Linked DNA regions of Homo sapiens: region 2 is linked to region 1. The links are chromatin contacts, found by Hi-C or POLR2A ChIA-PET in ENCODE. All regions are on one chromosome and are shown on one strand. The core of a region is the stretch at or near the end of the contact, and the rest is flanking DNA. Distances in the headings are between cores, read along the strand shown. Region 1 holds the start of TRMT2B (tRNA methyltransferase 2B). Region 2 has its middle 27 kb from the start of ARL13A.

Region 1 (6,291 bases), core at 2,813-5,312:
TCTACCTTGGATTTCATCCCAATGTTAAGTCATAGCCTAATTCAGAATTTTACATTTATACACATACACACACACACACACACACACACACACACACACACACAGAGAAAATTATTGCTAAATTAACATTCCATGATCAATAAGCAACATGGAGGATGACGACATAGGTGCTGCAATATTTAGCCCATACACCATTTTGTATGATTACAAAGTACTAAAGAAAGTGACTGTCATAGCATGTGACATTTGGGGGATTTCAAATTTTTTACAGAATATACACTTAAGCTGGCCCAGAGTTCAGGTGTTAATGATAGCACTCTCCACTCAACACCCACCCCCATCAAGAAGCAACAAGACAGTACAGTTAAGAACACAGGCTTTGAAGCCATGTTCTTTGTTACCAAAAAAAAAAAAACAGTCTTACTTTGTCGCCCAGGCTGGAGTGCAGTGGCACATTCTTGGCTCACCGCAACCTCCGCTGCCTGTGTCAAGCCATTCTCCTGCCTCAGCCTCCCGCGTAGCTGGGATTACAGGCACCCCCCATTGCACCCAACTAATTTTTGTATTTTTAGTAGAGACGGGGGTCTCATCATGTTGGCCACCCTGGTCTCGAACTCCTGACCTCAAGTGATCCACCTGCCTCAGCATCCCAAAGTGTTGGCATTACAGGCATGAGCCACCACATTCGGCTGGAGCCATGTTCTAATCCCAGCTCTACTTCTCACTAGCTATGCGGTTTTAGGTAAGATATTAATACTTAAGTGCTATGAATCTCAGTGTCACCATCTATACAAATAGGACTGAGAACACCTATCTTTCACAGTTTTGGTGAGAATTAAAAGCATTCAAATATATGACATGTTCAGGACTGTGCTTAAGACAGCCAGTGCTCAACATGTGTCACTGCTCTTTCTTAGGCTCTGATTCAAAGCATATCACTTGGTTTCTTCATGCCTCAACATCTCCAACCTGCAAAACTGACAAGATGTAACAATGCATGCAAGTGCTGTGAGGATGAGTACAGTTTGTGGGAAATTTAAAAAACAACATACACACACATAGACACATAAATTTTCTGACCCTCTACATGAGTGCCTGCTGGAGTGTAGTGAGGTTATGGCCTGTGCTGGACTACCTGTTAATACTCTCAAAAGTGTGTGGCAGCCGGGTGCAGTGGCTTACAACTGTAACTCCCAGCACTTTGGGAGACCAAGGCAGGAGGATTGCTTAAGGCCAAGAGTTTGAGACCAGTCTGGGCAACATAGCGAGATCCGGTCTCTACAAAAAGTTTTAAAAATTAGCCAGGTGTGGTGGCACACACCTGTAGTCCTAGCTACTTAGGAGGCTGAGACAGAAGGATCACAAGTCCAGCAGTTGAAGGCTGCAGTGAGCTATGATTGTGCCATTGCATTCCAGCCCGGGAGGGAGACCCTGTCTCCAAAAAAAAAAAAAAAAAAAAAAAAAGCCAGGCGGGGTGGCTCAGGCCTGTAATCTCAGCACTTTGGGAGGCCAAGGAGGGTGGATCACTTGAGGTTAGGAGTTCGAGACCAGCCTGGCCAACACGGTGAAACCCTGTCTACCAAAAATATACAAAATTAGCTGGGTGTGGTGGCGCACGCCTATAATCCCAGCTACTCAGCAGGCTGAGGCAGGAGAATTGCTTGAACCCGGGCAGAGGTTAAAGTGAACCGAGATCATACCACTGCACTCCAGCCTGGGCAAGAGACTCCTTCTCAAAAAAAAAAAAAAAAGTGTGTGGCCTGTGAGAATGTACGTATTCGATATGGAGGATGGCAAAAGCCAGAGAAAGGAAATGAATGAAGAGGCAAGAGACATAAAGAATGACATGGTGGGTCTGAGAAGGCCAGTGGCCTTGAAGCCCAGACTACAGGGGAAGGGAGTAGAGCTGATCCAGGAGAGGGGTCCTGTCCCTCCAGTCAGCAGGAAAGTCAGGAGGAAGGAAACTGCAGGCCCATTTGAGGATTTGCAGAGGAGGGACAAGGAAGCTGGGGAATTTGAAGATAGCTATTCCCACCCCAACGACATTTAGACTTTTTTGTGAGTGTGTGGGTCCTCTCACTGGTGACTCTGCCATGACTGTAGTTCATTTGCCCTATACCCCAGCAGGAGGGTCCTTGTCCATCTAGGTCTCTTCCAAATTATCAAGTATGGTTTAAAACAGGACCTTATTATTTCAAGGTGCCAACCAGCCATCATTCTAGGTAAAGAGCCTGTCATATTTAGTAACTTCTGTGGTGAAATTTCTTTTTCAAGGCAGCACACTCATACTAGTCAAGGTGAGTTCTGTTTCTTTCTTAATGTCAGGGGAGACATTTGTTCACAGAAGAGACTATTTTCTTTTTATATTTTGTCCTGTTTTAAATAAGTGCTTGGGGCCAGGTGCGGTGGCTCACGCCTGCAATCCCAGCACTTTGGGAGGCCGAGGCTGACAGGTCACCTGAGCTCAGGAGTTTGAGACCAACCTGACCAACATGGAGAAACCCTGTCTATACTAAAAGTACAAAATTAGCCGGGTGTGGTGGCGCACGCCTGTAATCCCAGCTACTCGGGAGGCTGAGGCAGGAGAATCGCTTGAACCTGGGAGGCAGAGGTTGCGGTGAGGCGAGATCACACCATTGCACTCCAGCCTGGGCAACAAGAGTGAAACTCTGTCTCAAAAATAAAAATAAAAAATAAAAAATAAATGCTTGGGGGCCAGGCTCGGTGGCTCTCGCTTGTAATCCCAGCACTTTGGGAGGCCGAGGCAGCCGGATCACAAGGTCAGGAGTTCGAGAGCAGCCTGACCAACAGAGTGAAACCCAGTCTCTACTAAAAATACAAAAATTAGCTGGGCGTGGTGGCAGGCGCCTGTAATCCTAGCTACTCCAGAGGCTGAGGCAGGAGAATCACTTGAACCCGGGAGGCGGAGGTTGCAGTGAGCCGAGATCGCACCACTGCACTCCAGCCTGGGTGACAAAGCTAGACTCCGTCTCAAACAAATAAAAAATAAAAATGCTTGGGAGTTTTTTCCTCAGCAAAAAAAAAAAAAAGCGTGTGAGCAGTCGTGCTCGACTGTTCTATACCTGCCTCAGGAATTGATCAGGAAGAGTCCTGGAGTCCAGAGTAGCCCAAATAGGAAGGCAGGCTAACTCTCCTGTGCTCAGAGAGGTTCAAATCAAAGAGACTATGTGGTAGGTCTCACCTGCGCAGGGCCAAGGATCCCTTTTGGAGCAAAATGTTCACCCACCGACAAGGGTCCTGCTTGCACTCTCTGCTCACCCTTCCTTCAGCTGGACCGGCTCCAGACACTATTCCTTGCTAAACCAAACAAGCAAATGGGTTGACTGCTGTGTCGTGTCCCGAATGCAGCCCACAGGCAGTCAGGTCCTTGTCTCCCCAACAAGACTCCACTAGCCCTTCCATTCCCTTCTTCTTTAGGCAAGTTCTGCCCACTGTGTCTGTAGGAAGGGTTAACAAAGAGGAGACACTAGGAAAGGCTACCACTAAACTTGGCCGGTCTGCAGGGCCCGGGAAGGACAGAAAGTAAGGGAGTGGGAGGAGTTAGGGCACAGGCCCACGCTGGGCCGTACACGACCTTGCGCAGTCACCGTCGGGTCCCGTCTCCAGCCCCGCCTGCCTCCTCCATTCCCCGCCCCGCGGACAGTTTGGCATAGTAGGGAGTTTTCTGTAAAGCAAGGGTTAAATCAGGTTTTCCGGGCTATTTATCCACCTTACCTTCCTTCGTAACCAATAAATCCTCTTACAAACCTGAGGCGGCAAACTAAAAGGCCAGCGGATGGCCTGGTTTGCTGCGGCGGGGAAACAGTCACTTCCTGGTGCGCAAGGCGCCTCTACTCCCGCCGCACGCGCAGCCAACCCTTGGCAAGCGCGGCGGGACACGGGGCTCCTCCCAGCGTCGGCGAGGCAGCAGGCTCCGGCACCTCGACTCCTCTCGGGGAGTACCCCTCCCTACTTTGCTGGGGGAACCTTCTATGGAGACCTTCCTTAAAAGCACTCATAGCCCTGACACCCGCCGCCTTCCTTCTCTAAGTTCTCCTCTCCTCCCCTCCCCGGGGCCCCGCCCACCACCTGCTCTTTCCTCACCGTCCCATTGGTGGATCTACATAAGAGACTCACGAAGACGTTCACACTGCAGTGTTAACTGCGTTAGCCATCCCAGGGGTGCTTGCAGTTTAAGTCTTCCAACTCAAGGAATAGTTTTCTCATGATAGAATTGCAGACATCAGATCCCTAACGGGTTGGAAGATTGGGAGATGAGAAACAGGGTGGTTCCGTGAAATGGCATCCTTTGGTAAAAGCCAGATCTATTCTGGGCCGTGGGGTTTCTCAAGCATTCATTCTCTTTTAACACTGCATCAGAAAAATACTTTATAGTTTCTTCACTGGATCCCACTCAAGACTATTAAATCCTAAACCCTCAGAAATAATCTTTTTCTTCAACTACAGAACTCAAAAAGAGGACAGATGTCTCTTTTTGGTTGATTCACTACCTCCTGGACTACATTCAGTAATACCTCTAATTTTTAGAGGAGTCATTAGCCCAGCCACGAGTAAGAAAACTTGAAGTATACACACATCTGTGTGCTGTAAAATATTGTTGCTTTAATAGAGTAAAATTTACAGCAAAGTGAACCTACCGAGGTGGGTGCAGTGGCTCACGCCTGTAATCCCAGCAGTTTGGGAGGCCGAGGCGGAAGGATCACCTGAGGTCAGGGGTTCGAGACCAGCCTGACCAACATGGTGAAACCCCATCTCTACTAAAAATACAAAAATTAGCTAGGCGTGGTGGCGCACGCCTGTAATCCCAGCTGCTCAGGAGGCTGAGGCAGGAGAGTCACTCGAACCCAGGTGGTGGAGGTTGCAGTGAGCTGAGATCATGCCATTGCATTCCAGCCTGGGCAAAAAGAGTGAAACTCCGTTTCAAAAAAAAAAAATAGTGAACGTACATTTAATGATATTTAATTTTTATGCTTAATAGTAATTGTGCTCAAGTGGAAAACACTTTGTAGTCAACATTTCATGTATTAATATTTATTCAAAGCATAACATGCCTATTATGTGCAAGGCAATGTGTTAGCCTTAGTGAGTACAGTAGTAAATTAAACAAGGCCCAATACTTCAAATAGCAGCAAACATTGAGTCAGTCAGAATAGGATTCAAAGCCCAGATCTGCCACTTATTTTCTATTTTTCTGTTTTTTGAGACAGAGTTTTGCTCTTGTTGCCCAGGCTAGAGTGCAATGGTGTGATCTCGGCTCACCGCAACCTCCGCCTCCCAGGTTCAAGCGATTCTCCTGCCTCAGCCTCCCGAGTAGCTGGGATTACAGGAGTGCACCATCACGCCCAGCTAATTTTTGTATTTTTAGTAGAGATGGAGTTTCACCACGTCGGTCAGGCTGGTCTCGATCTCCTGACCTCAGGTGATCCGCCTGCCTCGGCCTCCCAAAGTGCTGGGATTACAGGCATAAGCCACCACCCCCAGCAGATCTGCCACTGATAAGCTGTGTCCACTGAGCAAGTTATTTAATTACTCAGTGCTTCAGTTTCATCATCTGAAAAAAAATGTCCACAATAATTTTACCTACCTCATACGGTTGTGACAACGATTAAATGAGTTAATACACACAAAGTGCTTAGAATACAGTAAGTACACAAAGTTAGCTATTATCATTCAAAATAAGTTGATATACTGTGTGTTCATACATTCTGAAGAAAATAAAAATATTTTACCCCAAAATAAATGTATTTGCCATATGTTTGAAATGGCTGCCTCAGGACCAGAGGACTGAGATGGGGGAAATTTGCATCTGTAGAGAACCTCCTTGAATACAGCCAAGCTTCCCATTTCTATGCCTTACCTGGATCCAGGAGAGATTGAGAGTCTGACATCTTTAAAAGTTTGAAAAGAAGCATTTACCAGCTATTCTTTCGGAAGGAGGCTTCCTCTACATGACAAGGCCACCTTCACAAACCAAGTCTCTTCCTTTCTTCCATAACCTATCTTGCCACTAAAACCTGTTTTTGTATATACTCTGAGTTCGTCCACATTCTTTCTGTAATTTCTTACTTTTTTTTTTTGAGGTGGAGTCTCGCTCTGTCACCCAGGCTGGAGTGCAGTGGCGCGATCTCGGCTCACTGTTGCAAGCTCCGCCTCCCGGGTTCATGCCATTCTCCTGCCTCAGCCTCCCAAGTAGCTGGGACTACAGGCGCCCGCCACCACGCCTGGCTAATTTTTTGTATTTTTAGTAGTGACGGCGTTTCACCGTGTTAG
Region 2 (6,291 bases), core at 1,037-3,536, 56 kb before region 1:
TCCTCCAATTTGCCTGATAAATATCGCTGGAGAATTCTGCTGACAATCATTCTCACCTGGGGATGCAACAAATCTCTCTCCTGAATAAGAGTTTTATGAGGCAGGAGACTACGAATCAACAAACCGTAAGAAAATTGGATCATGCACATTTTATAACATGTGTGTTTATGAGGCAGGCATACTTTCTCAGCCAATAGAGAAGAGAAAGTGGATGGGAAAAAGGGATGGGATTGTACCCTATGAAGGTGAGCTGGGTGAAGAATCTAAGTTGAACAACATCTAACACAACTGAATTTCAGTATATTGGCATACTTCCTTTTGTGCAATGTAGGTGTTCCTGGGTGTCAACCAAATTTTCCTACATAGAATCTATCAATCACAAAAAGTTATTTAGATACCCTCCTCCCAATACAATCAGTGTACCCTTAGTCATGTAAAGAAAAAAAATCTCTTTTTGAGTGAATCTTAATTGTGTTGCTACAGGCTGTTAATATACTTTCCAAACCTCTTACCAAGCTGGGTGACCAGGCAATTTCCCCCAGTGAAGGCAGGAATAACAGTGCCTACCTCAAAGGCCTGCTGTAAAGTTTAAAAGGGATGATACACACAAAAATGTTTAGAATAGTGCCTGGCACACCCTAAGTAGGATATTAAATATTAGCTACTATTATGTTGATTTAGGGAAGGAGCTCGGTGAGATCATTAGAAAGCTATAGTCCCCCTTCTGGGATAGGTATCCACTTTTCTGTAGAAAACAACCCAAAGAGAGATGTCTTAGACTGTCAAGTACAAAGTGAATAGAGAATCTAGGGTAATTACAACCAACGCCTCCCATATTTTTCTCTTTCAGAATCCTAAATCTGCCAAAGAGGTTTTACAAATCTCTTTCTCAGTGGGGCAGCCCAGGGACCAAGAAATGGATAGTTTCTTGAGCCTGGAGGGCAAATTTTCTTAAAGGCAAGTGGTTGCCTTGGGGTTTCTTTTCTTTAGTTGTCAATGTCTTGGTCACTCTCCAAGATGTTTAGAATGTAGCTCCCGTCAGAGGCACTTGCAGCTTATGAATGACCCTGGCCTATCATTCACTCATATGGCTCTGGGTATGTTTCTATCTTATCTTTCAGGGACAGACCTGGGCTTTCTGACTAGAGAATTCACTATGAATAGGTAGAGAGGTCCTTCTGCTCTGAATGGTTTTCAATTCCTGCACTCCAGTCCTCACTTGTCATTCATGTGTTAGGTCTACCTGCCAGTAGCACTCTGTCAGCAGGGTTGTTAAGCAATCTATGACCTCTGTAGGAAATGAGTCATATAGTTAGCACGCAGCAAAGGTTAAGAAAGAACAGTGATAATTCAGGGTTGGAGCATGGAAACCAGTAGTAGCTAAACTAGTTATAAATCCCCCAGAGATTCAAGTGTTGGGTGTTTGGGCCATACCAGTTGTGTTTTTATTTTTGTTTTAGTGGCAGGGTCTTGCTCTATCACCCAGATTGTAGCGCAGTGCCACAGTCATAGCTTGCTGCAACCTCGAACTCCTGGGCTTAAGCAATCCTCCCACCTTGGCATCCCAAAGTGCTGAGACTACAGGTGTGAGCCACTGTGCCCAGCCCCAGTTGTGTTTTGAATATTGTTCTTTCCTCTCAATAACATCTTCAAATCACTTATTTTCAAGGCAGTTGCTACTGGCAAGATGTAATAAGTGCACTCAACACAACATCACTCTTCTCAGGAGAATCCTGCCAACTAGTATTCTTAACCATAAGATGGCTATGACTGACTTAAGGGTCAAGCCTGGACTCACTGCTTTGTTACTCAACCCTGTAAACCCTTTATTGGAAGACCAAAACTTAAATTTCTGACATGAAAGTGTATAGAGAATGAGAACTGTCACCCAACTTTCCAATACTGAAACCATCCCCTCATCCCGCTGTATTTTTATAGCTGCAACTAAAAGAACTATAGCCATGGCACCCCTGATCTGTACCTTATTCCTTCAGCTGTAATAAAATGTTCTCCCACTCCCCTTGCCTTTTTTCTCATGTCAAGCTCTGGAGGAAACAATTGTTATCCCAGGAAGGAGAAGGTGGCAGATGCTTTCTGCTATTGGCACATAGATAATATCAGCTCAGGGGGAATGTACTTCCACCCCTGTGCCCAGTAAGTGCCAGGATCTGGTCCAGGGAGGCTGAGGTGGCTCTGCTGTTGGGTGGTGGGAGAGCAATGTTAACAAAGCACTCAGGCTGTGCTGTGCACTGATGACTCAGGAATCCCACGCGATCCCACGCTCATGCTAGTCGCCACATCCAGGAACTAAAATAGACCTCTGGTGCTATGAGACAGCAGGCCTTTAGATCTGCTCAGAAAAATAAGCCCGGTCCTAACAACTGGCATGCTATTCAATACAATGGAATGTTACACAGCCATTAAAGATGGCAATTATGTGCACTGTGTGGGTGGAAACCAGAATGTGAAATAATGTTAAGTGAAAACAGCAGAATAGGAAAGAGCAGATATACATGCTGATCCTAACTATGTAAAGCATACATATAAGAGCACTTCTCTAAAGAACTTAAAAGAATGAAGAGTTCCACAGTTCTTTTACATTCCACACCCCCTACTCCAACACATTCTTAATATACATTTTTTTTTTTTTAGAAAATTGTCATGCTGATTACACTAGGTTACAAAGACACCTGTCTTTTAGCTAACACAGGAGTTAACTCCACTGATAATGTGGTTCAGGGACTAAAGGAGAACTGAATACTAAGGGGGCTGGTGCCCCATCATTTGGAGCAACGTGGATGGAACTAGAGGTCATTATGTTAAATGAAATAAGCCAGGCACACAAAGACAAATATCGTATGTTCTCACTCATATTTGGGTGCTAACAAAGTTATCTCATGGAGGTAGAGAATAGAATGATAGATACCAGAGGCTGGGAAGGGTGGAGCGGGGAGCGGAGAAAGAGATGTCGGTTAATGAATACAAACATACAGTTATAATAGAAGGAATAAGTTCTAATGTCCAATAGCACAGTAGGGTGACTATAGTTAACAATCATTTATTGTATATTTCAAAACAGCTAGAAGAGTTTAAACATTCCCAACAAAGAAAAAATGTTTGAGGCAACAAATATCTCAATTACCCTGATCTGATCATTACACATTGTATGCATATATCGAAACATCACATGAAAAAATATGTGCAACTATTATGTATCAACAAAAATGGCCTGGATCGTTCCTCTTCCTCCCCTCGCCCCCTTATGTTCAGGGAACTTGCTCAAACACAATTACCATTTCAGGTTTGGCACTACAGTGAGAAATTCCTTCCTAACTCCAAGCCGACCAAATAAGTCTAAGATGGGAGATTAAGAAAATTTACATTTCCAGCCTGGGCAACATAGCGAGACCTCATCTCTACTAACGATCAAAAATTAGCCAGGCATGTTGGCACATGCCTGTAGTCCCAGCTACTCAGGAGGCTGAAAAAAAAGGGTCACTTGAGCCCAGGAGACTGAGGTTGCAGTGAGCTATAATCACAGCACTGTACCCAGCCTGGGCAACAGAGTGAGACGCTACTCAAAAAACAAAAAACCAAAAAATAACTTATATTGAACCTCTTTTAGTTGGGCCACTGTGTTTTGAACTAGCCTTGCTTATATGGAAAGAAAGGAACTAGATTTTTTTTTTGATAGGCTTCTATAAGTTCCATATTTGTAAAAGAATTGTTGCACACTACCCCTCTTGTCACCTTGTCAGGGTTGGTACTTACAGTCAGTCAAACATCTAGCACATATCTGGGTATCTGAGTGAGTAAAATTCTCTCCCTCGAGATGTGGCCTTAACACCTTTCCAGACCTGGTTTTTCTAGAATTAGCTTTCAATCAGTATATTTAGTTTTCCAAAGACTATAGTTAGTTTCTTTTAACTTTGCATTTTGAAATAATTTTAGATTTACTCAAGAGTTGTAACTGTAGTTCAGAAAGTTCATGTATACCCTTCACCTAGCTTCCCCTAACGGTAGCATCTCATCTTCTGGTACACTGATCAAAACTATCACATTAACATTATCATCATACTAGTTACTAGACAACAGACTTTATTTAGACTTCGGTGTTTTCACTAATGTCCTTTTTGTTGTTGTTGTTCAAGATTTAATTCAGGATCCCATACAACATTTATAGATTGGTTAGTTTACAAAAAAAATCCTACAAACAGGTTTCCTCTTAAGGAGTTGAAAGGGTAAGCTAGTAGGTGTTCTAAGCAAGTTATGATCCTGAGCCACTCTACCCAGAAGGGAACTCCATCACTTCTGTACCAAAGCCCTTAATCCAAGACGCCTCATCACAGTTATTTTCAGAAAACATGTCTTACATTAGCACTTCTCGCAGTAGTACAAAATGATTTGACAAGTAGGTTATTTTTAGCAACCAACATTATGAAGGTGACAAAATGAGAGAAATAGCCTTCCTTGTCTGCTTTCTATGCTTCATTTTTCTTCAAACCGTATATAAATTTTTACTAAAAGCTGTAATATTTGACTAAAACATAAATGCTGAGAAACACCCACACCAACAGGGAAGGGACTCTGCGATGTGTTTGGTTTGACTTGCCTAAAATTAATTATTGAAAACACAGAAAATTGGCCTGGTGCAGTGGCTCACGCCTGTAATCCCAGCACTTTGGGAAGCTGAAGTGGGCGGATCACTTGAGGTCAGGCGTTTGAGACCAGCCTGGCCAACATGGTGAAATCCCATCCCATCTCTACTAAAAATACAAAAATTAGCCGGGCGTGGTGGTACATGCCTGTAATCCCAGCTACTCAGGAGGCTGAGGCAGGAGAATCACTTGAACCCGGGAGGCAGAGGTTGCAGTGAGCCAGGATCATGCCACTGCACTCCAGCCTGGGTGACAGAGTGAGACTCCATCTCAAAAAAAAAAAAAAAAAGAAGAAAACTTACAGGAAACAAATTATTTTTGCCAGTTAATCTCAATAATGGGAAGGGAAAGCAGGCTATGACATTCATTTATTTGTCAACAAATAATCGGATGATTAAGAATGACACCCATTACAAAATTAGCCAGGCGTGGTGGCGCATGCCTGTAATCCCAGCTACTCGGGAGACTGAGGCAGAAGAATCACCTGAACCCAGGAGGTGGAAGTTGCAGTGAGCCAAGATGGTGCCACCACACTCCAGCCTGGGCGACAGAGCGAGATTCTGTCGCAAAAAAAAAAAAAAAAAAACGACACCCATTTCATGCATGCTATGTGCCAAGCAATTTGCAAAGTGTTTTATATATACACAGATTGTTTCACTAATTGGTCACAGCAATCTCCATGAGATAAGTGCTATTATTATCCTTATTTTACATGGAGATGGGTGGTAAAAAGAGCATTGGAGAGGTCAAGTAACTTGTCCTAGATCACAGAGCATGTAAGTGATAGAGTCAGGATTTAGGCCAGGTCAGCCTGACTCCAAAACTGCTCTGCTTGGCCAGTATGCTATATCGCCTATCTAAGCACCTGCCATATTTCAGACACTGTGCTAGGTGTTACATATACAACAGTGACCAAGATATAGCTCTTGTCCTCTTAAACCTTACAGTCTAGTTGGAGGAGACAGACTACTAAACAGTTTAGTATAGCCCTCTCTGATATTCCTTGGCTTGGTTACGTATAAAGGTAATCAGTAAAGGCAAATGGTAAATACCAATATCCTGAAATATTTCAATTCCTTTTGTAGATCCTCAGAGCAAAGGCCTCTCCCCTCCATGTATCATGAATGTCCCTAACAGTCACAAATGGACTTGAGGATATTTACATGTTCCTCCATTGTGTGGCTCTGGGCCACATGTGGGCACTGCCACCCTGCTTAGTCTCCTTTGAAGAGAGACAATGAGAAACAATGTGGAAATACATGTATTAATGAAATAGAATCACCTGATGGAAAATTGTTAAGTGTCAGACATAATAGCTGTATTTCATTTCAATTGTCCTTTTGCACTAACATTAATTGGCAAGTACTAAGGGAGCTTCATGACTGCACTTTATGGGCATGCCATTTTGAAATATATTCCTTAGGAAAGTGACAATGATGCCCCTGTAAGCTATAAATTTCCAATGTGATTTTGAAGATAAAGGGTTGGAAGACTTACATCTCAACAAATGACAATCATCTTCTCCCTTCCAGCCCAAAAACAATCAAAGGGCATTATCTAATACCATAATACTGTACTTCTCAATGCTGGCTGCATATGGGAATCACCGGGGAAATTTTAATATTACCAACGC

The links. A loop is a pair of places that touch in the nucleus more often than their neighbours do. ChIA-PET counts read pairs that join two places held with the same protein, here RNA polymerase II (POLR2A). Pooled maps may share reads with other maps.
Region 2: a pooled map shows a loop between it and region 1 (6-fold over the local background). The contact joins the enhancer-like site here to the promoter of TRMT2B in region 1. A Hi-C loop is called at or near these places in 9 of 50 pooled maps. POLR2A ChIA-PET finds 5 or more read pairs at or near these places in 9 of 52 experiments (BJ, Caco-2, OCI-LY7 and 6 more).

What each region holds. Positions count from the first base shown.
Region 1 is chrX:101,048,049-101,054,339 of GRCh38, forward strand. TRMT2B (tRNA methyltransferase 2B) reads right to left here and starts at 4,063. Exons shown (of 14, transcript NM_024917.6): 1 at 3,769-4,063; 2 at 3,203-3,685.
Region 2 is chrX:100,993,330-100,999,620 of GRCh38, forward strand. It overlaps a transcript of TRMT2B not described here. Among named protein-coding and RNA genes, the nearest start is that of ARL13A, 27 kb to the left of the region's middle. Within about 2 kb of position 2,287, at least 5 of the 41 ENCODE cell types and tissues checked have a DNase peak (open chromatin) inside an H3K27ac peak, as active enhancers do.